Regions from separate parts of the Mus musculus genome. Here region 2 is linked to region 1. A link is a loop called in an ENCODE intact Hi-C map of the cell type or tissue named here. Cell type or tissue: heart. All regions are shown on one strand. Links, peaks and the distances in the headings refer to the core of each region. The heading gives the core; the rest is flanking DNA.

Region 1 (13,000 bases), core at 1,564-9,563:
CCCAAGACAAACGGCTTCATTTTGTTCCTGTACTTCTCAGACTACAGCTTCTCAGTGATTGCCATGAGCTATCTCATCAGTGTCTTCTTCAACAACACCAACATTGCAGCTCTGATTGGAAGCCTCATCTATGTCATCGCCTTTTTCCCATTTATTGTTCTGGTTACAGTTGAGGATGAGCTGAGCTACGTTATTAAAGTATTCATGGTAAGTCAACCGGCTGGAGTGCACCCTTGTGTGACATAAATACTTTCCTCCCTTAGTTCACGAATACCCTCAAGTTGAAAGTTCATTTATACAATTAAAATATAATGTAATAGCAAAATATACTTAACTCTTCTAATGGTTTTTCTAATTGCTCTCTACTCCGAAAGGAAACATCCCCCTCCCACACCACACAGCCTCTAGAACCATTAGTGATGCTGTTAGGCTCTGGTTCAGTTAAACATATTACCTGCCATGTTTTTAGAGCTCAAAAAGAATTCTGACTTCTCTGGTTCGAATCCTCAAACATCTCAGAAATTCTTGCGTAAGAACCAGTCTCATGTATAAAAAAGCCAGCATCATTTTTATGAGGAGCACATAGTCAGTTGGAATAGTGATGGAGGCATTGATAGCCTATACTCAAATGTGAATTCTCTTCTGCTTTTTCCTACCTCAGAAGTACTAAATTGAGAACTAAGATGACTGAATTTAATCTTCAGAAAGCAGATCGTTTCCTGTCATATTAAGGCTTTTCTGTTCATGGACATAGATCTTGATGAATAACCTTTATTCAACACTGACTGCTCTAGGTTTAAACAAAACTTAAATTTATAATTGGTAGTGATTATCAATATTCAACCAATAAATATTTTAGTATATTCTCATTTAAGACTGTATCACCTGAAATAAATTTCAGAACACTTTCAGGTCCTGATATCATTTAATTTGAATCTTCACACTCTATTACTCTGTAATTTCCTACCTTATAAATTTCTGAGCAACATTTAATAAGCTTAGGCATATATTTTGGATTGTTAAAAGGCATGCTCCAAGTATTTCCTCTTTCTCTCTCTCTCTTTCTGTCTCTGTCTCTGCCCTCCTCTCTCTCTGTCTCTCTGTCTCTCTCTCATTGTAGTATTTTTAGCAAGGGACTTAAGTATTTTAAAATAGACTTAGAGAGTGAGCTCTGTCTTTCCTATATGTCTAACGGGTTGAGCATTTTGAGGCCTTCCAGGTGAGATGTGCTGGAACAATCACCACTGTTCATTTTCTTCTCAGAGCCTGCTGTCCCCGACAGCATTCAGCTATGCAAGCCAATATATTGCACGGTATGAAGAACAAGGCGTTGGTACGTTCAATTTCTTTAAAATAGGGTTTTATCTCTAAGTGTGATGTGTGCCAAGGAAGAGTAAACACCTGTGTTCAATTTCTAGGTCTTCAGTGGGAAAATATGTACAAATCCCCTGTTCAGGATGACACCACCTCATTTGGCTGGCTGTGCTGTCTAATCCTAGCAGACTCCTTCATTTATTTCTTTATTGCTTGGTACGTCAGGAATGTTTTCCCAGGTAGGAACCTGCACACATGCTTCTTGTGGTTGTCATTGCTGTAAGTCAGCTAATACACATGCACTAGTAGTTGGCTGGCCAGACTAATCTGTGGAATGGTATAATAATATAAATAACCTGAATTAACCAAATTGTTCAGGTTAAATTTGTCGCTGTGTCTCTTGTCTCACTGTCCTTTTAAAAACAAGTAAATTCAAAATTGTGGGATAGTATCAGGTCCAATCAGTCTTTGCAAATAGAAGCAAAACCTGTGTCTCTTAATGTTATGGATAATGAAATGCATCCTACGACATAGACTGGCCTCTGTCTTTGGATCTCAAGCAGTTATCCTTTCTAACACGTTTAGGTGTTTTCCCACTAAGTGTTATTGATATGTGTGCATTTTCAGTGCACGGGTGAATAAGTTCTATGCTTTCATTTGCACAAAATGTTTATTTAAAAAGTGACTGTCTTGAGACAAAGCATATCAGTGCTGGTGTGGGCCTTGGGGTAGGACCCAACGAATATGGAAAGGAACCCTGTGAGAAAGCTGTGGAGATACAGAAGTAGTTTAACACTAGACCATGGTGGTGATGCTTGCTTTTGTAAATGAACAAAAATTATTCAACTGCACTCTTTAAAATGGGCCAATTTATAACTGTAGTGCACTGACATGGCTTTATCAAAGAGATGATCTTTTTGGCATTAGTTTGTAAACTGAACTTACCCTTTGAAGTTATTTAGTATTACACAAAATGAAGTCATTTTCTGAACCATTCAGGGTTTCATTGTTTAGTTAGTAATCACTCTTTTTCATGTATTCTCATTACAGGGACATATGGAATGGCAGCTCCATGGTATTTTCCCATCCTTCCTTCCTATTGGAAAGAGCGCTTTGGATGCGCAGAGGTGAAGCATGAGAAAAGCAATGGCTTAATGTTTACTAATATCATGATGCAGAACACCAACCCTTCTGCCAGTAAGACAAGTAGGTCAATAGCATGTACTATTATAACAGAAATTATACTAAAATTACATAACTAGTGGGTTTAGGTACATTTTTCTAAATGAAATTATTATCGTCCCTTTAGTCATGGGTGAGTATGTCTACACATATGTGTTTACATCCTTACAGGGACTGAATTGTGCCTTCTTCTGGGCTCATTAGCTCAGTTGGTTAGCATATGCTGCCAATTAAGCCAAAACTGTACATCCCTTTGTGGTCCAGTTAGACTCACGCAGAGAAAAATGTTGTTCCTTGCCCACAGTCCGCATCCCTTACTCTGGCCATCTGCTGCCAGTCATGGGAGTAACCAAGAAACAAAAATGGGTAATGTAGCATAACTCACAGCTGGTGTGAGAAAAAGAGTGCCTTGCTGGTGACCTGGGGTGATGCTATTGTCTCTATAAAGACCCCCTGTGCAAGTGGTGTTGTGGTGATGCCTGAAAGGAAAATTATCTGCATTCTGTAAGCCATAGACCCGAGAAAACTGTGCTACTGTAAAACCACAACTTGGAAACATTTATTTCATAAATTGATAATATCCTTCCCAATCAGAGAACAAACCTTCTGGGTTATCTTTTGAATATTTAAGATCTGCTGGGGAGGGGAAAAAAGAGACTTTAAAATTATGATACTGCATTCGGGAACTGCTCGTTCCAACAGAGAAGGCTGATACAATAAACCCTAGAGAATGTGGTTTTGTAGTCCTGCTCATTGTGTAAGCAGGTCAGAAGGAAGCTAGAGAATGTAATAAATCAGTTGCTTCTGAACTCTTTAAACTTAAAGATCACATTTATATAATCTCCAGTTTTTTAAGGAAAGTCTAACACAGCTCTATTAATTCCTTAAGAGCTTACAACTCTTCTCTTGGTCACTCTAGGTCCTGACTGTGCATTTCCCTCCAACATTGAACCTGAACCTAAAGATCTCCAAGTTGGAGTTGCCCTTCATGGGGTCACAAAGATCTATGGCTCAAAAACAGCTGTTGAGAACCTCAATCTGAACTTCTACGAAGGGCACATTACATCACTGTTGGGGCCAAACGGAGCTGGCAAAACCACAACAATGTATGTTATTTTTCAACTAAATGTCAAAGAAGGATATTATTAATGAACAATAGCTTTTTAAAGAATAAGGACTTAAACAAAGAAGAAAGCAGAGCTATTATGACCTATGGTTCATATGGTTCAGCTTGCCCAGGAATGAAATGAAATCTATCCCAGCGATTCCACACTGAGCTCTAAGTCCATCTTAGGCCAGCACGGGAGAGGTTTATTTGCTGCATTTAGTTCTGGCTTCGCCTATGTGCCTTAAAATGTTTAATTCAGTATAGTTTTGAGATAATAGTAAGTATACTTGGCATGTCTTAGATCAGTGGCTCTCCATATTCCTAATGCTATGACCTTTTTATACATTTCTTTATGTTGTAGTGACTCCCCCCACACCATAAAATTATTTCATTGCTACTTCATAACTGTAATCTTGGTACTGTTATGAATCGTAATATAAATATTACATATGCAGGATATCTGGTATGCATCCCCCAAAGGGGTCGAGACCCACAGGTTGAGAATCACTGTCGAGCACAGCGCACTCTGCAGCACAGAGGTGCATGTCGAGACAGGAGCTGTTGGTAGGGTTCGCTAGTACCATTCTGTTCAAACCACACGTGCTCTCTGGCTCATCCCTGGTCTTGGATCTGTACTGCTACATTGGTTAGTATGTCCATCTTTATTTGTATTTCTACCCAGGCCAGGGATGAGTCTGAGTTTGCTCACCCTAGCCTGAACACAGAGCACCCTCTGTCCTGCCACAGGAAGCATTCGCCTTGATTCATGGAGAAACAAAGAACCCCCAGCATCATATAGTCAAGGTCCAAAGCAGCACATGAGCTGTTCTGTCTCTCAACTGACTGTCCTGTGTCAAGATAAAGGGAGGATTGGGATGCCAGGATTCTTAGGTTATTTCACAGTTTGAATGTTTGCTTTGATGTGGAGCCTCCAGGGTTCTGCCAGTGCATATTTGCCATCAGTGTTAAGATGCTGTTAGACTCAAGCCCTTAAGGACATGTCTCACTTTGTCCGCATTCTGTTTTTAATCATCTTGAGTAGGCTCAGTGACTGCTCAAATGCTGGCACCAATATATTTTTCTAAATACCTAGAGACAAATGAAGGTCGTGATAAGAGTAAACATGCAGCCACTTATTTGTACAACCCATTAAAAGCCAGGGTTGGCGCTCTAGAACGGAACACTTATAAAGTACATTTTTCAATAGGAAATAAGAGGCCAGGGGAGAAAAGAGAGAGCGAAGGTGTTTGATGAGGTTACAACTTCAGCTGAGAATGCCCTATTTTATTGGCCTATATATATAAACCTTTAAATATCAAGAAGAAACGTGTTATTTGTATTTTAATGGATGGTATGAGGAAATTACACACTATCTTGATTCATTATTTAGGACTATGAGAGACTGGTGAGAAATCTGGTCCTTCTCTAGACCTTCTGTGGATTATGTTCTAATGGGGAGGAGATGGTTTCTAAATAACTTCCAATTGATTAATCACTTGAAAGGTGTTGAGAGTTTTCTAGGTCAAAATATTTTGGCCATTATACAGAGAATGGCTCTGTGGAGACCAAAAGAGGTAGGAGGATCAGGAAGCAGGTGTGCGGTGATGTGATGGCTGCTGCCCCCTGGTGGTAGCACATGTTGATGGTACGACCAAGAGACAAAGATGCAAACATGACTTCTGAAATACGGTTTTGTCTCCAAAATAGCTAGACTAGAGGCACACGCCATTATGCCTGGCTCAATATTGTTTTTAAATGTATTTGGTGCATTAAAGTTGCATTTTAATTTTTGAACTCCATTTCGAAAAGAAAAAAAAATATTTTGAAGACTTTCGAAAGAAAGAAAGAAACAAAGGAAGAGGGAGGGAGGGAGGAAGGAAGAAAGGAAGGTAGGAGGGGAGAAAGAAAGAAAGAAAGAAAGAAAGAAAGAAAGAAAGAAGGGAAGGGAAGGTAAGGGAAGGGAAGGGAAGGGGGAAGGAAGGAAGAAAGAAAGAAAGAAAGAGAGAGAGAGAGAGAGAGAGAGAGAGAGAGAGAGAAGGAAATATAGTTTTGTGCAAACAGTATATTAATTTATCAGCAAATGATAGAGGCAAAAGCGTTTAGTACCATGGGCAGACCATACTTAGTTTGAGGACCTCGTAAGGCGTCTTATGAAGGTGAAGCATTGTCTGTTGGATTCACAGCACACATCTGGGTGTAAGTGATAGCATCTAGTCCGGAGACATAAATTGGAGATTTGCCAGTATATAAATAGGATTCCAAGGAAACACAGTAACTCTCAAGGAGAGAGTGTCCCTTCAACTGGAAAGGCCCCTCAGCTTTAACACCATTACCACCACCACCACCACCACCACCATGTAGTATTCACACAACAGCGAAAACAACTGAAAGCTTAAAAGTCAGTCCCATTTCTTTCATTTCTTCTTAATGTGTTTTTCTTTCACAGCTTGACTTCGTTTGAGGAGAGGCATTGCAAACCCCCTCTCCTTTGGTCAGCATATGAGTTACGCTTAGTCTTGCTGTCTAGCTTGAGTGATTGGTCCATATCTAATTTCTCACATCCTCATTTCCAGCTCCATGCTGACTGGGCTGTTTGGTGCCACAGCGGGTACCATTTTTGTATACGGAAAAGATATCAAGACAGACCTGAATACTGTTCGGAAAAACATGGGGGTCTGCATGCAACATGACGTCTTGTTCAGTTACCTAACCACCAAGGAACACCTTCTCCTGTATGGCTCCATCAAAGTTCCTCACTGGACCAAAACACAGCTCCATGAGGAGGTTAAAAGGTGAGTTAGTCCAGAAATAAGAACACAACTGGCTAAGCTCTTCCAAGGACATATACCATGTTGGGCAAGTTCTGGTAGCAATAATGATGGGAAGCATTTTGCTTTGCTTCCTACCTCTCTGATAACATACACATTTAGCATTATTATCCTCTCCAGACAGTCATACACGCACTGTTCAACTCTGCCCTGGTGCCTTGTATGTTGACCCAGATCTTTTGTTTTCACTTCTGCCTGGGCACGACATCTCATAGCCTCTTAAATGGACTTCCTGCTACTGCTCTCCCCAGTCATGGATTCTTATCAGCGAGTTGTCAGAGTGAGCTTTGTCAATGGCAAATCAGACCATGTCATTCCTGCCACCACTTGAGTGGCTTTTGCCACACTTAGTATGACATCCCATAATGTCATTAGCAAGGCCTACCAGACCACACAAAACATGCCCTCCATCCCACATCTGACTACATTGTTTCCCATTCTCTATTTACTCTGGTCTGGGAATATAAGCTACTCATACACTTGATTATTCACAACTGATTTCTGCCACAAGTCCTTTTGTTTGTTTTTCTTAACTTACCATATGTTTCCTGAGAGCCATTTGGACACTCCTGGCCAAATGAACACTTTCCAGTCATTGCTCATCTGACTTTTTAGTTTATTAATTGTGTGCTGATTACCACTTGTTATATTATAAATATTCTTGAGATTATGCTTATCATAGGAATTTCTTCACCCTCTGCACACATGTGCAAACAATCTCTTTATGAAAAAGATATCTTTCTATTCGTTGCTCTTTTCTATGACATAATCTGATACAAAAGTACAATGTTCTAACTATCTGTCAAACAAGTGGACTATATACTCTCTTGTGGTTTTTCTTTTCTTTTTTTTTAATTAGGTATTTTCTTTATTTACATTTCAAATGTTATCCCCTTTCCTAGTTTCACCTCCGAAAATCCCCTAACCTCTCTTCCCTCCCCCTGCTCCCCAACCCACCCACTCCTGCTTCCTGGCATTCCCCTATACTGGGCCATAGAACCTTCACAGGACCAAGGGCCTCTCCTCCCATTGATGACCGACTAGGCCATCCTTTGCTACATATGTAGCTAGAGCCACGAGTCCCTCTATGTGTTTTCTTTGATGGGTGGTTCAGTCCCAGGGAGCTCTGGGGTTACTGGTTAGTTCATATTGCTGTTAGTAATTGTTAGTTCACTCAGGATGATGCCCTCCAGGTCCATCCATTTGCCTAGGAATTTCAAAAATTCATTCTTTTTAATAGCTGAGTAGTACTTCATTGTGTAGATGTACCACATTTTCTGTATCCATTCCTCTGTTGAGGGGCATCTGGGTTCTTTCCAGCTTCTGTCTATTATAAATAAGGCTGCTATGAACATAGTGGAGCATGTGTCCTTCTTACCGGTTGGGACATCTTCTGGATATATGCCCAGGAGAGGTATTGCTGGATCCTCCGGTAGTACTATGTTCAATTTTCTGAGGAACCGCCAGACTGATTTCCAGAGTGGTTGTACAAGCTTGCAATCCCACCAACAATGGAGGAGTGTTCCCCTTTCTCCACATCCTCGCCAGCATCTGCTGTCACCTGAATTTTTTATCTTAGCCATTCAGACTGGTGTGAGGTGGAATCTCAGGGTTGTTTTGATTTGCATTTCCCTGATGATTAAGGATGTTGAACATTTTTTCAGGTGCTTCTCTGCCATTCGGTAATTGTTAGTTCATATTGTTGTAGTAATTATTTTTGTGACAATAATTAGATGACAAATGACAATAAACCGTATCATGTTTTCGGGAACTGTATTGCACCTCACTGAAGACGTATCCACTGATTGTGAACACAATAGCACCATTCACTATTTTTTTCTTGAAGGACTTTAAAAGACACTGGACTGTATAGTCATCGCCATAAGAGAGTTGGAACGTTGTCGGGAGGAATGAAGAGGAAGTTGTCCATATCCATAGCTCTCATCGGTGGCTCCAGGGTAGTGATTTTGGATGAACCATCCACGGGCGTTGACCCATGTTCTCGCCGAAGCATATGGGATGTCATATCCAAGAACAAAACTGGTATGAATCATTTTCCTAACTCTTCCATGGCACAGTCATAACTCGACCCTCAGGGCTCCCCAAATTCAAGTTGAAGCTTTTCTGTATATAACACCTTCTAAATATCTGAGGTGAGATCATTTTTTTCCTAAGATTTCTCAGTGAAATTTCTGGGTCAATTAGTTAATACATATCCAGGACTCACTGTGAGTTAAATTTATCGAGCCTTATTGAGAGCCTACAGGAGTCTGCCTAGAGAAGCATGGAATCTAATTAGAGATACCAAACGTACACAAATAAAAATAAACCAAAAACACACCAAATAAGTGCTAACAGGATGTGAAGCAGAGAAGTAATCAGACTGGAGTGGATTAATCAGAGAGGAATATTCAAAAGTCTTTTAAATTACCATTTTTATAGTGAAGGAAGGAGAGAGAGCACACTGAGACCACAGAGGTAAAACTCTGACAAGTGAGAAGTAGCTGATGCCCACAGAAAATGAAGGACATTAGCTATGAAGCTTGATAAGTGCCCGTGTGCTGCTAAATTACATATAAGACCCCCTCCTATATATTTAATAGCAGTCTTCTGAATTTCCCTTTGATCGCTATGGAGGTTCACGCACCTCAATTAACGCTACCCTTGTCCCAGAAACCCCAGGATTTGCTCTTGTTAATTCCAGACTGTGGGAGCCTCGGATTCTTATTTTCATTCTCTATTGTTCTTGATTGTATTTTCAAGCAAGAACAATCATTCTGTCCACACACCACTTGGATGAGGCCGAAGTGCTGAGTGACCGCATCGCCTTCCTGGAACAGGGTGGGCTCCGGTGCTGTGGATCTCCATTTTACCTCAAGGAAGCTTTTGGGGATGGTTACCACCTCACACTCACCAAGAAGAAGGTTTGTATGAGAAAGCGCACTGTATCATGGCGGTAATGACGTAAACATTTCTATAAAGTGAAGACAGATTCTCTCCAGCTCAACTCATTGCTAAGATTCACCAGTATGCAATCTTATGTGCTTCTTAAATCTCAGAAAGTGTGTTGTTTGAAAACCTCAGATTTCTGCTCCCTTCCGAGAGCATCTGATGTCTCCTAAATGTACTAAGCTGCTGGTAATTTCCCACAGTGTAGGCACTGTACAAAATGACGTCCTTCTAAAGGACAGACAGAGGGAGTTTGTCCTTCCTAGCTAGTGATGGGATGCTGTGGCCATCTCCCCAACCCCATGTTGCCACTGTGTCTGGCTGGATCTAGAGTAGGTCTTATGCACACTGTCCCTACCACTGTGTGTCCAGATGTGCAGCTGCCCTGTTGTGTCCAGAGAACAGTTTTCTTGGAGTTATCCACTACCACTGACTCTTAAGATCTTTCTGCTCCTTCTTCCTTGAAATTTCCTGAGCGGTCTCATGGTAGGTATGATATATATATTACACTTATGACTGAAATACTTCATAGTCTCTTATTATCTGCACATTGATCAAGTGATGGTACCTGTATTAATTATCATCTGCTTCTTAGGCGAGACTTGTGACATGCACTGCTCTATGGGGATAGCAAGAAGACATTGGGACTCATTTTAATAAAGTTGTCTTCCTTAATAAGCTGTCTATTTCTACCCTATTGGTTAACTGAAAAGGCATGGCTTTTTCTCCATTCCCCTCCTAGTGACTGTTGGGATTTTCATCTAATTTTACTATATTTTCTTTTAAACCCTAGCAAAATTATCCTTGAGCTTCAAAAACAAAATAACCACAATTTATCATTACATTTGGAAATTCATATATTAGAGGATATTGTGCTGACTGATGTACCCAATCATTATTCTAGGCACTGGGGCTGCATCAGCAAATTCGTAATATAAACTCCATGTTCTGGCTGCATGAACTTTGGGCTTGATGAAATGTGAAATTTCAGATGTTGTGCTCAATGTGTAAATTATTTAACACACTATCAATTAGTCAATGATAAATTACATAGAATATTTATTTCTATAAATGTAGACAGAAATAAAGCAGGAGTGGGAAGTGTCAGTTAAGCTGTGGGCTGGCGCTGGTGAGAGAATGGGGTGTGTTGGCTGCCTGGGTACAGAGACCTTGAGGGGCACATGCGCCACAGCATGGCATATGTGCCATAGCCACAGAGACTCAAAACTGCCGCCGCATTAAAGCATGAGAGAAGAAGGTGGGTGGTGGTGGGAGAATACAGTTGGGAGGAGTGTGGGACATGGAATGGCTGGAGGGATGGCATGTGGTCTGACTCAGGAGAGCTTGCATAACTTTCCCTTTTGTCCACAGAGTCCAAACCTAGACACAAATGCAATCTGTGACACAGTGGCAGTGACAGCAATGATCCAGTCGCACCTTCCTGAAGCCTACCTCAAAGAGGATATTGGGGGAGAGCTTGTATATGTGCTCCCTCCATTCAGCACGAAAGTCTCAGGAGCTTACCTGTCCCTCCTGAGAGCACTGGACAAGGGCATGGGTAAACTCAACATCGGCTGCTATGGCATTTCAGACACCACTGTTGAAGAGGTAGGTGGACATCTCTTTACTGCTTGTCCCATTTACCCATCTATCTATCTATCTATCTATCTATCTATCTATCTATCTATCATCTATCTATCTATCTATCTATCTATCTATCTATCTATCTATCTATCATCTGTCTATCCATCCATCTATGTATCTACCTATCTATTGATTGATTGAGTCATTCATTCTTTATTTCTTTATTTAATTATTTTTTGAATTTAGAGTGCTGGAAATGGACACCAGCACTGTGTACATAGGGAAGTGCCATGCCTCTAGACTTTGTCCCTCTCACACTCCTGTGTATGTCCATGTTTATGTATGTGTGGAGGTGGAGGTGGATGTAGGCGTTCACACACACTTTTGTCCACATGTCTGAAGTAGTCATGGAACAACACCTAGAGTCATTTCTTCAGAGCTGTCCACTTTGCTTTTGGAAACAATGTTGCTCATTGGCCTGGACTGAAGCTTAGACTGGTTGGCCAATGAGCACCAAGGATCTGCCTATGCTCACCTTCCCAGTACCAAAGTTACAAGTGCATACTATGAATCCAACTTTTGTATGTGGCATCTAGGAACGGGCCTCCAGTCACATGATACCATACTGGGTGAGCGCTCTCCTTATTCCAACTCTCCCCCACCTCTACTTTATGTATTGCTGCTCATATGACTTTTTTTACCCTTAGAAAAATAAGTGCAGGTGTTTTTCTAATTAAAGCTAAATATTTTTAAGTAAATAGGTCACAGAATCACCAAAGCTTGAAATTCTCAGTACCATTCTAACAGAAGATTGATTTCTGAGAAGAAAATATTTTTTTCAACACTTGTCATCCAAAACATAAGAATGGCCATCTTTTATACATAAAAAATATTCTCTTAATATCGGTTGGAAATAGTTGTCCTAATAAGTGAGATAACAACTCAAAATCAAAACCGAGGTCCTTAAGAGATATGTATCTTTTATGGTAATGAATTAATCTGGCCTCTCTTTCTAGGTCTTCCTGAACTTGACAAAAGATTCGCAAAAAAGTAGTAATATGAGTCTGGAGCACTTAACACAGAGGAAAGTTGGGAACCCCAGTGCCAACGGGACCTCCACTCCTGACGACCTGTCTGTGAGCAGCAGCAACTTCACCGACAGAGACGGTACACACCCAGTGTGCAGGGTTTGCTTAATTTTCTGGAGACAACATAATTGGGGGAAATAGACGTGCAGATTTTTAGTCCTTTTGTGGAATTCAACTTTAACGCTTGTCTTTAAATGAGCAATCCCAATACACACAAGAATTCTTCAACACACAGAATATTCATTACAGAAGATCAAATTCTCATTTTCCAAAGGGAAGTGGCAGTGCAAGTGAGGTAGACCTGGGGAACACCTCTGACAGGGGAGGGGGACAGGGCTCTCTGTTCATCAGAAATGCTTCTCTGGATGCGACTTTCTGTGATTTCAGAGGCGAGCTTCACAGGTGACGATTTTTCCTGCATTCAAGGGCTGTGCAGGGACGGACACGTTTATTTAGTCAGGAGCCCCCTGTCATTAGGTTCATATATGTGGGAGCAAAATCATCCAAAATAAAGTTGTGTTTTTTAGAAATCATCCTTCGCTGGGAAAGGTGAGGTCTATCCTCTATCTTCCCCATCTCTGATTCACTCTAGGTGGAGGGCAGGGGGTGGAGATTTGTTTGGGGTAAAGTCTATGATTTGATTAAGTTAGACTTGAAGGATACTCTCTGTATTAAAATGCTTCGTCTTCAACTCTTCACACAGGATAAATTTGAAAAATCACATTTTTGATATAACATTGAGAGGTTAGGTTCTTTTAGAAGCAGCTTTTATCACGTGGTCTCCTTCTGACAGTTAATTTTTACCCTGGAAGCATGATTTACTTACGAAAGCACATAGTAAAATGATATATGAAATATGGAGTAGTCATTTCAACCGCTTGCTTAAAGTGGGAACCATCTCTAGGAACAGAACTTTTAATTAAACGGTTGCCTGTCTCACAAACTCA
Region 2 (13,000 bases), core at 2,183-10,182, 850 kb before region 1:
AGAGGAAATAAATACACAGCCTTTACTTCCTCACTTGTTGCTGAAAATCACTGGTGTTTACTAAGGCCTGACCTTTGCTGAAAGGTCACTTTGGCTTAGATCAATTTTTATCACATTTAAAATTTTCACAAAATTCAATTTTTAGCTGGTGTGTGTATGTATGTGCATGTGTGTATATATGTGCATATGTGTGTGTGTGTGTGTGTGTGTGTGTGTGTGTGTGTGTGAAGGCCAGAGGTTGGTGTTAGGTGTCTTCTTCAATTGGTTCCTTCCTTCTTTCTTTCCTTCCTTCCTCCCTCACTCCCTCTCCCCTCTCTCTTTTTCTTTTTTTGACAGTCTCTTTCCCTCAATCTGGAAACTGGATTTGGCTAGACAGGCTGGCCATTGGGTTACAAGAATCTTCCCATGTCTCCCTACCACCACTAGACTCACCAGCACACTGTAGCACCTGGCTTTCATATGGGTGCTGGAGATCCAAACTTGCCTTGTGTTGGTACAGTAAGCATTTTATCAAAGTAGACCAACAACCCAATCCCTTAGTTTTTGGTTCTCACTACATAGCTCCAGCTCACTTTAAACTTGCTGCGTAGTTCAAGATGTCTATGAATGCTCCCTCCTCCTGCCTCAGCCTCCTGAATGCTGGGTGCAGGCTATTATGCCTGGTTCAACAAAAATATTAAGCAAGCAAACAACAAATCCATCTCTAACACTATAAACTGTATTGAAAATGTTTATAGCAATTTTGGAGGTTTCAGTTTTTCTTTATGGGGAGATTTGAAGTTTGTATATACATTTTTTTTTATCCTAACTGCAAAATTTTGGTCGAGGGCTTTGAACTCAAATGTTCATATGAGCCTGTGCACAGGGATGGTGTATCCAAAGCAGGTTAATGGGAGCAGTTTTGTGATGTATACAATCTTTCATTTGTCAGCTGTTCTATTTTTGTTTTCTTGAGTAGAGTCCAGTAATTCTCCGCAGAATGATACCCGGGACTCAGATAGTATGTAAATGCAAAGAGTGTTTTATTCTGCAGAAGTCCAGCATGCTGGGGTCTCCCATTACCAAGAATAGAGAGACCACAAAGTGAGTTTGCAGGCCTGATTTAAAGCACATTAGGGAATTCTGGGGTAGGTGTCTGCTGTTAACCTGTCGGGGCTGGAAACTGGCTGAGGAAGTCTGGAAACTGCTGCTGACCCATTGTCCTTGCCTCGGGGCAGCTTCTGAGGCCTGACTTGCCTGCTATTGCCCAGTTCATGGGAACTGAGATTTAGGCCTACTCTCCTTAACTGCCAGTTTAAAGCCTGTCATGGAATTAGCCTTGTCTTCTCAGTTTGTATAAGTTTTTCTCAGTTTTAAAAAGTTGACTGGGGTCGGAGAGACAGCTCAGCTACGTAAGAGCACCTGTTAATCTTGCAAAGGATCTGAGCCCCGTTCTTGGAGCCTCTGTCTCGTAGTTCACAACTGCCTATAACCTCAGTTGCAGGTGATCCAACATTCTCTTCTGGCCATAGTGACCACCGCCTGCACTCCTGTGCACAAACCTAGCCACACATATGCACATAATTAAAAACAACCAAAGAAAAATGTAAAGAAGTATTGACCAATACGTTAAAAATTAAAAATAGAAACATCATACAAAGATCTTTCTATAAAATAGCAGCTTTGTGCAATTTTCCAGGCTATAGTGATTTTGTTACTAAGGAGAATCTGAGAACATCATTTTTTACAAAATAATAAGTTCAATTGAGTAGGCATAGAAAATTTAATCACCCTTCATCTATTTCTAGACATTTAGAGGCTGTTCCTAATTTTCTCTACAGTGAGGATCTTCACACCTATGTCCATGCTTTTAAGGGGTTCTAGAGTCAGAGGGCATAAATATTTAAACCATTCTTTGCATACATGGTAATTAGTCTCACAAAGACTTATTTGTGCTGTCACCTAGCAGTGATGTATGAGATTTAGTTTCCCACTTTCTTGTTAACTGGAAACATAGAATATGTAAAATAGTAAAAAAAAAAAATTGGGTAGTTTCTTCCTGGTTTTATTTGCATTTCTGTCTCTTAGTTGGGTTGAACCTTACCCCATATGCTTGTTTACTGCCTTGATTTCTTCAGTGATTTCTCTTTGTTTCCTTTATCTCTTGTCCATGGGGTAAAGCCTTTGGATTGAGATTCTAACAGTGTCAATCGAGGCAGCAGCCAGGTATAAATAAACATCAACACCTGTTCCTTGTTTACAACATCTGCTTTATGGGGCCTTTGTTTTCCCTCTTGATTGTCAGCTTTTATCCACTGTCTCACACGAGCAGCATTCATAACAGAGGCAAAATGAACCCAGAGACAGCTTTCAATGGCCTTTGGTGTTGGCTGAGTCACTTTAACTCAGGTTGTGATAAAAATCCTCAAGGACCGATGCTACCAGAGAACATAGAGGAATCTACCCAGCTCACAGCTTTCCTGCACCTTAAAAGAAATTAGGAGGGAAAATGGGTAAGTAAGAATAGATTCATTTTCTATTTGACTGAAACAGTGGTTCTCAACCTTCCTAATGCTGTGGATGTAGTTCCTCATGTGTGATGAGCCCCCCAACCATAAAGATATTTTTGTTGCTATTCATAACTGCAATTTTGCTATTGTTATGAATCATAATGTAAATATCTGTGTTCTCTAATGGTCTTAGGCAACCCCTGTGAAAGGGTTTAGCCCCCAATGGGGTCTCACAGGCTGAGATCCACTGGGCTAAATCATTGTTTAAGGAGTGTGATAGCTGAATGGAGGTGTGTGAGTGAGTCTCCAGCCATGATAGTTACATTAGGCTGTTTTACATTAACATTTTATGACTAGTTAATTAATGAATTTTTACTTATAAACTTCTTTGAGTTTAAAAGTCTATATCTTAATAGTTTACTCCAAGATAATTCTGGATTTTGAGATTCCACAGTAAGGATTCTAGAGCCCAGATGGATACTCAAAATTAACCTGCTCAGGGACTAGGTGACTTCCTAGAATTCTGGGAATTGTAGTTCATGGAAAATAATGGCTCATAGAAAAATACAGTGGCCTATAGCTTTGCCCTTATAAACAAACTCCTGCAACATGGCCATTCTCAGCTGGGGAATTCAAGGGAATGGTCCTGACTAAAGTCCATCTCTTGGTCAGGATTTAGTATTTAATAAACTTGCTTCAAATTTAGCCCAAATGGAAAAATCAATTAGCCCAAATGAAAAAAACCTGGAAAAATCAATTTAAGGACAAGTGGCTTTGTTTTGCTTAGGAGTTGAGACTCTAGTCCATTTTGGTGGGGAAGTATGGTGGCAGGAGGGTGAAGTGGCTGGTGGCTGGGCATGCTATATCTGCAGCCAGGAGGCAAAAGAGAGATGGTTGCCGGCTCTCAGCCCACTCTCTCAGTTTTTTCCTTGGTCTGAGATCCAAGACCCTTGGATAATGTAGCCCACACTCAGTAGGTCCTCTCTCTCCAGTTAATTCCCCATAGGTATGCCCACAGGTATTACTTGTAGGGGTTCTGAATCCAGTAAGGTTGACAGTCAGGATTAGTCCATGTGTTGTGTATTCCACACTACTCACTTTGCCTAATGTGGACCCAGTCCAGAGATTACTTCTTCAAACTCAAATAGCTAACGAATAACTGCGACATATTTTATCTCAAGTTCTTTTCCCTTCATCATAGTGTCTTCTCCTGATGGCACAAGCATGTCTTTGCTACATTGTATAATTTGAACCCAATATGTTATACTTCAAGTCATGAATAAGTATATTTCTACTATATTTATGTCAGAAATATGTTACAGGAGCTTTTAGAAGAAGTTGTTTCTTTTCTTTTCTTTCTTTCTTTTTTTTTTTAGATTTATTTTATTTATTATATGTAAGTACAGACACCAGAAGAGGGAGTCAGGTCTTGTTACAGATGGCTGTGAGCTACCATGTGGTTGCTGGAATTTGAACTCATGACCTCCAAAAGAGTTGTCAGTGCTCTTAACTGCTGAGCCATCTCTCCAGCCCCCTAGAAGGAGTTTAAAGGTGGAGGTGTGGACATCCACAGTGAGTTGTGAAGGAACTGGAGAAATTTTGTTTAGAGACTGCTTTTGAAACTTTACAGCAATTTCCAAGCTGACCTGTCTTGATAAATTTAGTTTAACACATAAAAAACAAGGTTGGAAGACACTTAACTTTAACTCTGAAGTGTCACAGAAATTGCTCACCCCCTTGAGCCTTCTGTTGATCTTGATCAAAAATCAGAGGCCAAGGATGCAGTGTTGTGGTCCACAAGTCGCTCCACAAACCACGCAAACACCAATCTCAGTCAGACAAGGATAGTTTATGGAATGCACGCCCTAAGACTGATCAGATGAGAATTATCTGAGCTACAACAACAAACACTTCTCAGGGCAGGCTTATAAAGGAAAACCCCACAAAAACCATAGGTTTTTCCAAAGGTTTCCTACACAGGGGCAGGAAGTGTCCAGTCATCAGCGCCGACACAAGACATTTTGGCTAGCTAGACCGCAGAGTTATAACTGACCTTTATTCTGATTGGCTCTGTGGCTGTGGAATTTCTTAAGATTAACAAACCTCAGAACATACAGAACATAACAGGGGATACGGTCAGCATGACCTATCCTGAGTCAGTTATTTTTCTGTGGCAATGACTGGCAGGCATATTACAGCAACAAGGTGAAATAGCTGGCAGGCATGGAACAAAATGGCTACAGCTCTGCTGGGGTGGGGGTGGGCACAGACCTCAACACAGAGAAGGGTGTAGCAGAATGGCAGAGTGCAGAGTCTCTCAGCTGCATCCCGGGGGTCTCAAGTGAGCAGAGCTGTAACAAGATGGGGAATTTGCATAACTTTTGTGACTGATTTCTTCAACTGTCAAGAGGAGGAAGGTAGTCTGAAGGGAGTATTGCAAGAAATATGTAGTATATGAGGCATATATGTGTGCATGCACACACACACACATATATGTGTGTGTGTGTATATATATATATATATATATATATATATATATATATATATATATATATCAGTGATTATCAATGCCTGCACACATAGGCAAATACATACACACACCTACAAACAAGCACACACATGCAATCACACGAACACACACACACACACACACACACACACACACACACACACACACACACACGAAGGCTGCCTAGAGTTCAGATAAACCACAATGTTTCAGCTATGAAGAGTAGCTTCTAGACTATTTTCATAATCCCGGCAAGTTAGTTTTAAATGCTGGGTTTGGGGGTCAGGTAGTTTTAGGTTTCTGGTGATACTCAATATAAGAAAACATGAATGAATGAATGAATAAATGAATGAATGAATGGTTATAGAGAAAATTGCATTACACCATGCTTTAGGACTATGTCACAGGTGAAGCTGAAAGGCAAAAGGTTAGAGGGTTGGTTCTTGGTTCTCCCTGAGAACTAGACTGGCACCGTCAGTAGGTGAGGAGTCCTCGGGAGGAGCCAGGAAGGTCTGTGGTCTCTCAGAAGAGTGGCAAAGCTTGTTTCTGTTTTTAAAAGTAACTCTATTTGGCCAGGCATGGTGGCACAGGTGTTTAATTCCAACACATGAGAGGCAGGGGCAAGAGGATCTCTGTGAGTTTGAGGCCAGCCTGGTCTACATAGTGAGTTCTAGGACAATGAGGGTTATGTAGAGAGACCTTGTCGTAAACAAACAAACATCAAAAACAAAACAAAAACCCTTGCTTATTTGGTCTGTGTGTGTGTCTCTACATGTCACAACATGCACGTGGAGGTCAGAGGACAACCTATGAGAATCTTGTTCTTCTGCCATGTGGGTCCTGGGGATTGTGCTAAGGCTCGATGGAAGTGAGCACGTTTACAACTGGATCCTCTCTCTGGCCCCGAGGACATTTCTTAAAGGATCCAATGAATACTCACTGAGAGGTGGTTCTTTCAGCAAATAGGCGGGTATTCCAGGGCAGCACCTTTGTGCCTGTCCACGAGAAGATTGTCTTCTCATGGAAAACCACTGCTGCTCTGTCTGCCGTGTGTAGCCTTTTGGGTTAACTAAGCTATGTCTTTACTGCAGTGCTGTGTATCCCTTGTCCAGTGCCCTTCTCTTGATTGTCACCGAAAGAAGTCAGATCCAAATTTAAAATGTTTACCCCCGGAGGTCCTAGAAACCCCAGAGGTTCAGAAAACAGGGAGGTGGGCTGGGTGTGACCCGAGGAGAGTAAGGGGAGGAAGATGAGCGATAGATAGAAGGGGAGATGAGCAGAAATGAGGAAAAGGTGTTTGGGTGCGTGTGTGTGTGTGTGTGTGTGTGTGTGTGTGAGTGAGTGTGTGTGTGTGTGTGTGTGTGTGTGCATGTGTGTGTGTGTGTGTGTGTGTGGCTTGGAAGGCCTAGTAACTGGGTGCCTAGTGTTCTATGCTAGAGTTCCTTCAATAGCACAGTTACACCTTATTAATGTTATCTATTTGAACATTATCATTGCAAATAATATTTCACTCCTCCCCTCCCCAAATCATTGGAAAAGACTAGGGGTAGATACCTCAGTACAAGAGTGTCTAGCATATACTAGGCTCTAGGTTGAATTCCAAGTACCACAAGTAGTCGAAGACATCTCTGCTCTAAAAATCATTGGCACACACTCCATTTATAGCTTTAATAGGTAGTTAGATAGTTTTCAGTTTAAGTAGTTCCCTGCAGAATTCACTATTCACCAGAGAGTTAAGAGTAGTGGGAAAAGATTGAAAGCAAATCCAGAATTTTTTTTTTTTTTAAAATGGACACCATCTAAATTTTACCATGTAAAAAACATCGTTAGCAAACAAACAAACCTACAAACCCACAGAGAACCTCTCTCCTCCAGGGACCCTTAGGCACTCAGTGTAGCCCTTAGGAAGAGGGGCTGAGGGGGTTCTCACCCCCCCACCCCTACACCACCCCCTCTTGCACCGAGGTTGTGTGATTCCAGGTCTCTCCGGAGCAATCTGTGCCTTTATCTGCGAACATCTGTAGAAACAACAGCATAAGGGCTTAAGTGAACACGCATGGGAATCTCAGGCAGTTGACAAATGAAGCTGATTTGCATTTTACAATAAACAACGGATCCTCCTTGCACGCGGAAGAGCAGTGCAGGATTCTGATTGAGCACTAGGTGTCGCTGTTGACCCATTCTGTTGTCTGGCAAGTCCGCCTTTGTCCTTAACACTACCAGAACAGTTAATTTCCCTTTCTTTTCTCTCCTTCCCTTCTTTTTTCTTCTCGCCCCTTTCCACCTTTCTTCCATTTTCTACTTCTATTGTAATCCTTCTTTAAAATTTATTTTTAATATATGATTTTATTTTGAGGTTATAACATAATCACATATTTCCTCTCAACACCCATATGTACTTTTGTTCTCTCTCAAATTTACAGCTTATTTAAAAAATTATGGTTGGGCTGGCAAGATGGCTCAGCGGGTAAGAGAACTGATTGCTCTTCCGAAGGTCCTGAGTTCAAATCCCAGCAACCACATGGTGGCTCACAACCACCTGTAATGAGATCTGACGCCCTCTTCTGGTGTGTCTGAAGACAGTCACAGTGTACTTATTTATAGTAAATAAATCTTTGGGCTAGAGCAGGCAGGGACTGAGCAATCAGAGTTGACCAGAGTGAGCAGAGGTCCTAAATTCAATTCCAAACAACCACAGGAAGGCTCACAACCATCCGTACAGCTACAGTGTGCTCATATACATAAAATAGATAAAATAAATCTTAAAAAATTTTAAAAAATTATTGTTATATATGTATATTTTGTATGTATATATTTCTAACTATGTAAATATAAAGTGCTAAGTTTGTATAATGTTTTTATTATAATGTTAATATATATATATATATATATACACACACACACACATATATATATAATTGTATACACACACACACCCACCATTTCAAGGCTGGCCACTTGGTTTTGTATAACCAGTCACAGAGCTCTTCCCTAGGTAGGTTACTTCTCACACTCTCATTATTCCTTAATTGCTTACAGGTTGGAGCCTCGTGAGACTTCCTCCTTCCTGGTTAGCAGGCCTATTGCCCTCATCCTTGTTCAAGTCTTGCTTAGGCAGCCATGACTATGAGACCCCATGGGTCTAGTTTCTCTGACATTTCTGAGAGACACAATCTCACAGCAAACTTCCTGTTTGCTCTGGCTTTGACAATCTTTCCTTTCTCTTCCATGGCGATCCCGGAGGCTAAGGCGGAGGGGTTGTGCTGTAGTTGAATCTGATGGGACTGGACACGACATGATCTCTTGATGAGCTGTGGTTTCCTCTAACAGTCTCCATCTGTTTCAAGAAGTTCCGTGGAGGAGGAGTGAGGATGCATTTACTCATGGGTGTAAGGACACCTGTTTAGAATGTAGTTAGAGACTGTGCTAGTAAAAGAGGTTTAATAAAGAGGTGGTTGCAGGTTCTCCTCCAAGATCCATGGTTTCACTAATCTGGGTAGTTGGCTTGGTTCCCAGTAGCAGACCTGGCTTCCCTCTTGTTGAGCCGGCTTGAAGTCCAATTAGAGAGCTGTTAGTTACTATCAATTTATTCGAGCCACCACTGTACCCTTAGGGCTATCGTGCCTTGCTGGGCATTGTTGTGGTTCACGGGCTTCATGGCTGGGGAGGACTACTGGTTGCTTCCATCCTTTGGAAGCTTGAATGGCACCTCCTGGTATCATAAAAGCTAGTCCTGGAGGGTGGGGGGTGGGGGCTGGGGGGAGCATTCAGGTCAGTTCCAGCTCAGGGGCCTCTGGGCCCAGTGTCACCTTCCACCTCTGGGAACCAGCCAAGGGCAACGGCAATAGCCCGCTATGTTTTGGGAATCTCTTGGATGCCCTTGACCAGCAACTTGAAAAGGAGAGTCTCATGTCTGGTGTTGGAGTCTTGTTAGATAGCCTATAGATTTTGTGGGGAATATTGTTAAACCCAGATGGGAAATTTTCATTTAAACTGTTCATGTCTATACAGACTTACATTATTTTATATAATTTTAGGTAGATAAATAATAATATGATTTCTTCTGACTTTGTTTCAGGCATCCTTACTGTTGTTATTATAATTTTACTTATTCTTGAAAATTTCACACATTTATGTATATAATGAAATATGATAATATCCACTTCCCTGCTCCCATCCTCTCCTTCAGACTCCTTCCCCAAGGACAAGGTTTTAAAAGCTTGAGTTAATACACACATTTTTATTTTTCTCCATTGACTTAGTTTAAAATTTTGTGATACATTTTAAAGGTTATCTCTTCTGGGGACCATTTATCAATTGACATCAAGAAGAAAGATGAAAGGTGGAGAGGTTTTCCTGAGGGTGATTTGGAATCAGAAGTTTATAATTATGAAGACTTCCAGGCCTCCAAGTTTCTGCTAATGAAAGAAAAAATAAACCAAGTTCCTCTGGGCTTGTTTGTCTAGTTCTTTTCTTTTCTTAAAAGATTTATTTCATTTTAACCTGTGTTTGTATCTGTGTCTATGTGCATATGTGTGCAGGTGCCCTCAGAATCCAGAAGAGGGTTTCAGGTCCCCAGCAGCTGGAGTTACAGGAGTGACCAGCCAGATGAGAGTGCTGGGAACTGAACTCAGGTCCTCTGGAAGAGCAGCAAGCACTTTTAGCTGCTTGCCGTGGAACTCACTCTGTAGACCAGGCTGGCCCCGTAATCAGAGATTTGCCTGTCTTTGCCTCCTGAGTGCTGGGATTAAAGATGTGAACTACCATGGCTGGCTTAATCTTACAATTTTAACTTTTTTTTTTGAGTCTCACTCTGTAGATCTGGACCTTGTTAAGTAGCCTAAATTGGTCTCAAACTTGAGGCAATCCTCCTGCCTCTGCCTTCCCATTGCCGAGGTTGCATCAGTTACCACACTTATAGCTGTCTCTTTTCTTTTAGTTTGTTTGAGACATGGTTCTCTATGTAGCCTTGGCTGTCCTTGAACTTGCTATATAGACCAGGCTGTCCTTGAACTCATAGAGATCCACTTGCTTCTGCTTCCTGAGTGCTGGGATTAGAGGCATGTACCACCATACCTGGCCTTTGGCAAACTTTTAACATGGAGGCTAAAGACCAGTCAGGGGGACTTGATATTCACACTCGTGGCTTGTAGAAAGTGCTGAATTATATACAGTTTTCTACTTGTTGCTTCCCTAGGGAGGTTTTACCATCTCTGTCTCCTAGGTAATAAACTCGAGGATCAAGATTATCCAGCTGCCTGGTTTATACCGCCAGTTACACGGTCTGACTTGAACATTTTTTTCCAAGTATGTTTTTACAGCGTGAGTCTCTGTGAGCTTGATTTCTGCTAGGTCTGTGTGCATAGCTGGAACCTGCATTTCTTTTGAAGACAAGCCCCATGTTTACATTTTAAAAGCTTTTGAAAAATATCTGCAGGAATCTTCCAGAATGTAAACAAGTTGTAAGGTTTAGTGGTAGCCGGGTTTAGCATAGCTGTGTGTATTGTACATGTATATATGTCCAGACACTTTAGTCTACAAAGGAGTTCCAAAAATCACAAGAATGTATGTGAGATCACTTGGAAGCTATAAGCTGTCACACAGCAGATGTCGTAAATGGCAGAGGTGATACAAGGCACTCTCTAGCTTGTCTCTCAGCCTGGCAATAGTTCTGTAGGAATTTCCACAGAAGGGCCGACAGCGTATCACCATGACAGAGTGTTTGCTTGGCATGTGTGAAGCCTTAACTTCAGATTTCCCTGGACATTTTACTGTGTTTACAGAACCTAAATATTTTAGAACCAAAATGATACTGATCTTCCTTTGTTGTTAGTTGCTGTGGATCTTCCAAACTGTTCCTGGCTCATTAGGTTCCTCCTGTCACAGTTACTTACACCCCCACCACCTAGGCCATGGGCACCCATCAAAGATCAGCCTCCCTCCTCACAGGGTGTAGTCTGAAATGGCAGCTTAGAAAACCTGTCAGGTCCCTCTAGTTCTTAATTATTGTTATTAATATTATTATTTTAAATAAGAAATTATTTCCTTATTTTTATTTTTCTCTGTGTATCATTGGTATATCCGTGTAAGGGTATCTCATCTCTTGTAACTCATTTGGAGTTATAGACGGTTGTGAGCTGCAATATTGGTGCTGGAAATTGAATCTGGATCCTCTGCAAGAGCAGCCAGTGCTCTTACCTGCTGAGCCATCTCTCCAGCCTCTTTGTGTCTTTAGAACATCTATGGCATCCCCAAACCCTAATTGTCTATTTCCTGATGTACATTTAGTAGACACATGAATAACCTTTTCCCAAGGATGGGCCAAAGTAACTGATTTTACAAAGCTCTGTATTACAAAGCTCTCTATAAAAATAAAACTTTTGGAAGGATATTCCTGGATTGACAGCTTGAGTCCTGACTTGGGAAGAGTGACTCAAGGACCCCTGCGTTTAGTCTTACAGAACCGTCCAACTTTTGTACAGGGAACTGCACCCAGGAGAATGTCTCTTTCTTTCATGCATATTGTTTGCAGACAAAGCAGAACACATTTATACTCGTCTCTCTGGAACGTTCTGCAAAGGGCTCCCCAAGATGTTGGAATCAAAATAAGATAGCAAGAGACTGGAGAGACGGCTCTGTGACTAAGAGTGAATATTCTCCTTTTCCCTCGCTCCTGTTCCAGGAAACCGCATCTTCTTCTGGATTCCACGGCTGCCTATACTCGTGACATACCCATGCACAAGCATATATACATCATTTAAAAATTAGTAAAAATAAATCTGTTCTTAACGAAAAAAAAAAAAAAGACCCTGTGTGGGAAATGTCTTGTCTGGGTCCTCTGCAAGAGCAGCAAGTGCTCTTAACTGCAGAGCCATCTCTCCAGCCTATAATATACATTATATCCTAGAATATACATTAGGTGCTATATAGCATACTACTGATAAAATGTTTGTTTTCTAGGCTATTGTCACTGTGTTAGTTTAGTAGACACACACTAGGGTCTTTCTTGGGTTCACTTGTTTCTTCCAGGATTATGACTCTTCTATCAGAGAAATTTTTAACAGCTTAGAAGTCATTCTAGTCTCCTGTAGGCCACTTCTGTAACTTATCTAAAAATACAGAAAGGTCTGTGAACTTTCATTAAAAGTAAATGCCCATAGTTGGTGTTTGAAAAGAAAAAAAAAAAAAACCTTAATTTCTAAGGACAAGAATAGAATAGGTAGCAAGGTACCTCAGAGAGAAATGCAGGTGTACCGTAAAGTGGAAGGGGTGGGTGCCTTTGTGTGGCATAGGTGGGGGCGTCTCTGAGAGAGGGTATGTGAGACCTGAAGGACCAGCTGCCTTGTGAAGAGATGAAGAGCTGCAGCTGCCTCTGAGGGGACAGGAAGGACAGAGGATTTGGAAGAACTGAGGGACAAAGGGGAGAAAAGTTGTGTGTGCTACAGTTGTCACCGGTCATATGTTTTGTGCCCTTGGCTGCCAGGGCCTGGAAGGGCTGGGATAGAGACCCAGTGGCAGCCCGGGGAGGTTTCAGAGGTTTTTCTCCAGGTAAAACTAGATCCTTGATTTTAGAACGAGCCATTGTGAAGTGGAGTTGGAGCTTATTAGAAGGGAGATGTTCAACATGGTTAGTGGTGGGGTTGATTAGAGAAAGAGGAAACCCAGGAAGTACTGTCTAAGATCTACCTACACCTGGGTAGGGCTTCTCAGAGGAGGATCGCGTTTCATCGTCTTGTTTCCAGTAGCCATTAGGGGGATACCGATGAGTTCTGAGGTTAAGCTCTTCAAAGAGTTGTGAAGGAATTTAAATGAGAGATCAGGAGGTAGTTCCTGGTTTGTGCAGACAGGATTACAGTTAATAAGATAAAACTCCACATCGCAGAGATGTGGGAGGCTTGGGTGTCTTTGCGGCACCCGAAAGTTAATCGGCTTTGTGAGGGTTTTAGAAGGGAAGGAACAAGGGCATCGTTGAAGGTCAATAGGCTTAGCTTGTAAGCACGCT

What was found. Peaks named below come from ENCODE experiments on the same cell type or tissue, not always from the same donor. Only the 100,000 strongest peaks of a DNase experiment are listed, where the experiment ranks them.
Region 2: it touches region 1 in a loop (7-fold over the local background); 10 of 42 quality-filtered maps call a loop at or near these places.

What each region holds. Positions count from the first base shown.
Region 1 is chr1:71,281,934-71,294,933 of GRCm38, reverse strand. It overlaps Abca12 (ATP-binding cassette, sub-family A (ABC1), member 12), which reads left to right. Exons shown (of 53, transcript NM_175210.3): 24 at 1-207; 25 at 1,264-1,333; 26 at 1,419-1,553; 27 at 2,365-2,520; 28 at 3,416-3,602; 29 at 6,178-6,396; 30 at 8,279-8,475; 31 at 9,196-9,356; 32 at 10,753-10,989; 33 at 11,982-12,132. Among named protein-coding and RNA genes, the nearest start is that of Gm39659, 39 kb to the left of the region's middle. In heart, for the core only: a CTCF peak has its summit at 5,225 (motif pointing left); no DNase peak of the experiment used is centred there.
Region 2 is chr1:72,136,220-72,149,219 of GRCm38, reverse strand. No RefSeq gene overlaps it. Among named protein-coding and RNA genes, the nearest start is that of Gm4319, 19 kb to the right of the region's middle. In heart, for the core only: a CTCF peak has its summit at 7,158 (motif pointing right); no DNase peak of the experiment used is centred there; H3K4me3 peaks cover 297 bases; H3K27ac peaks cover 305 bases.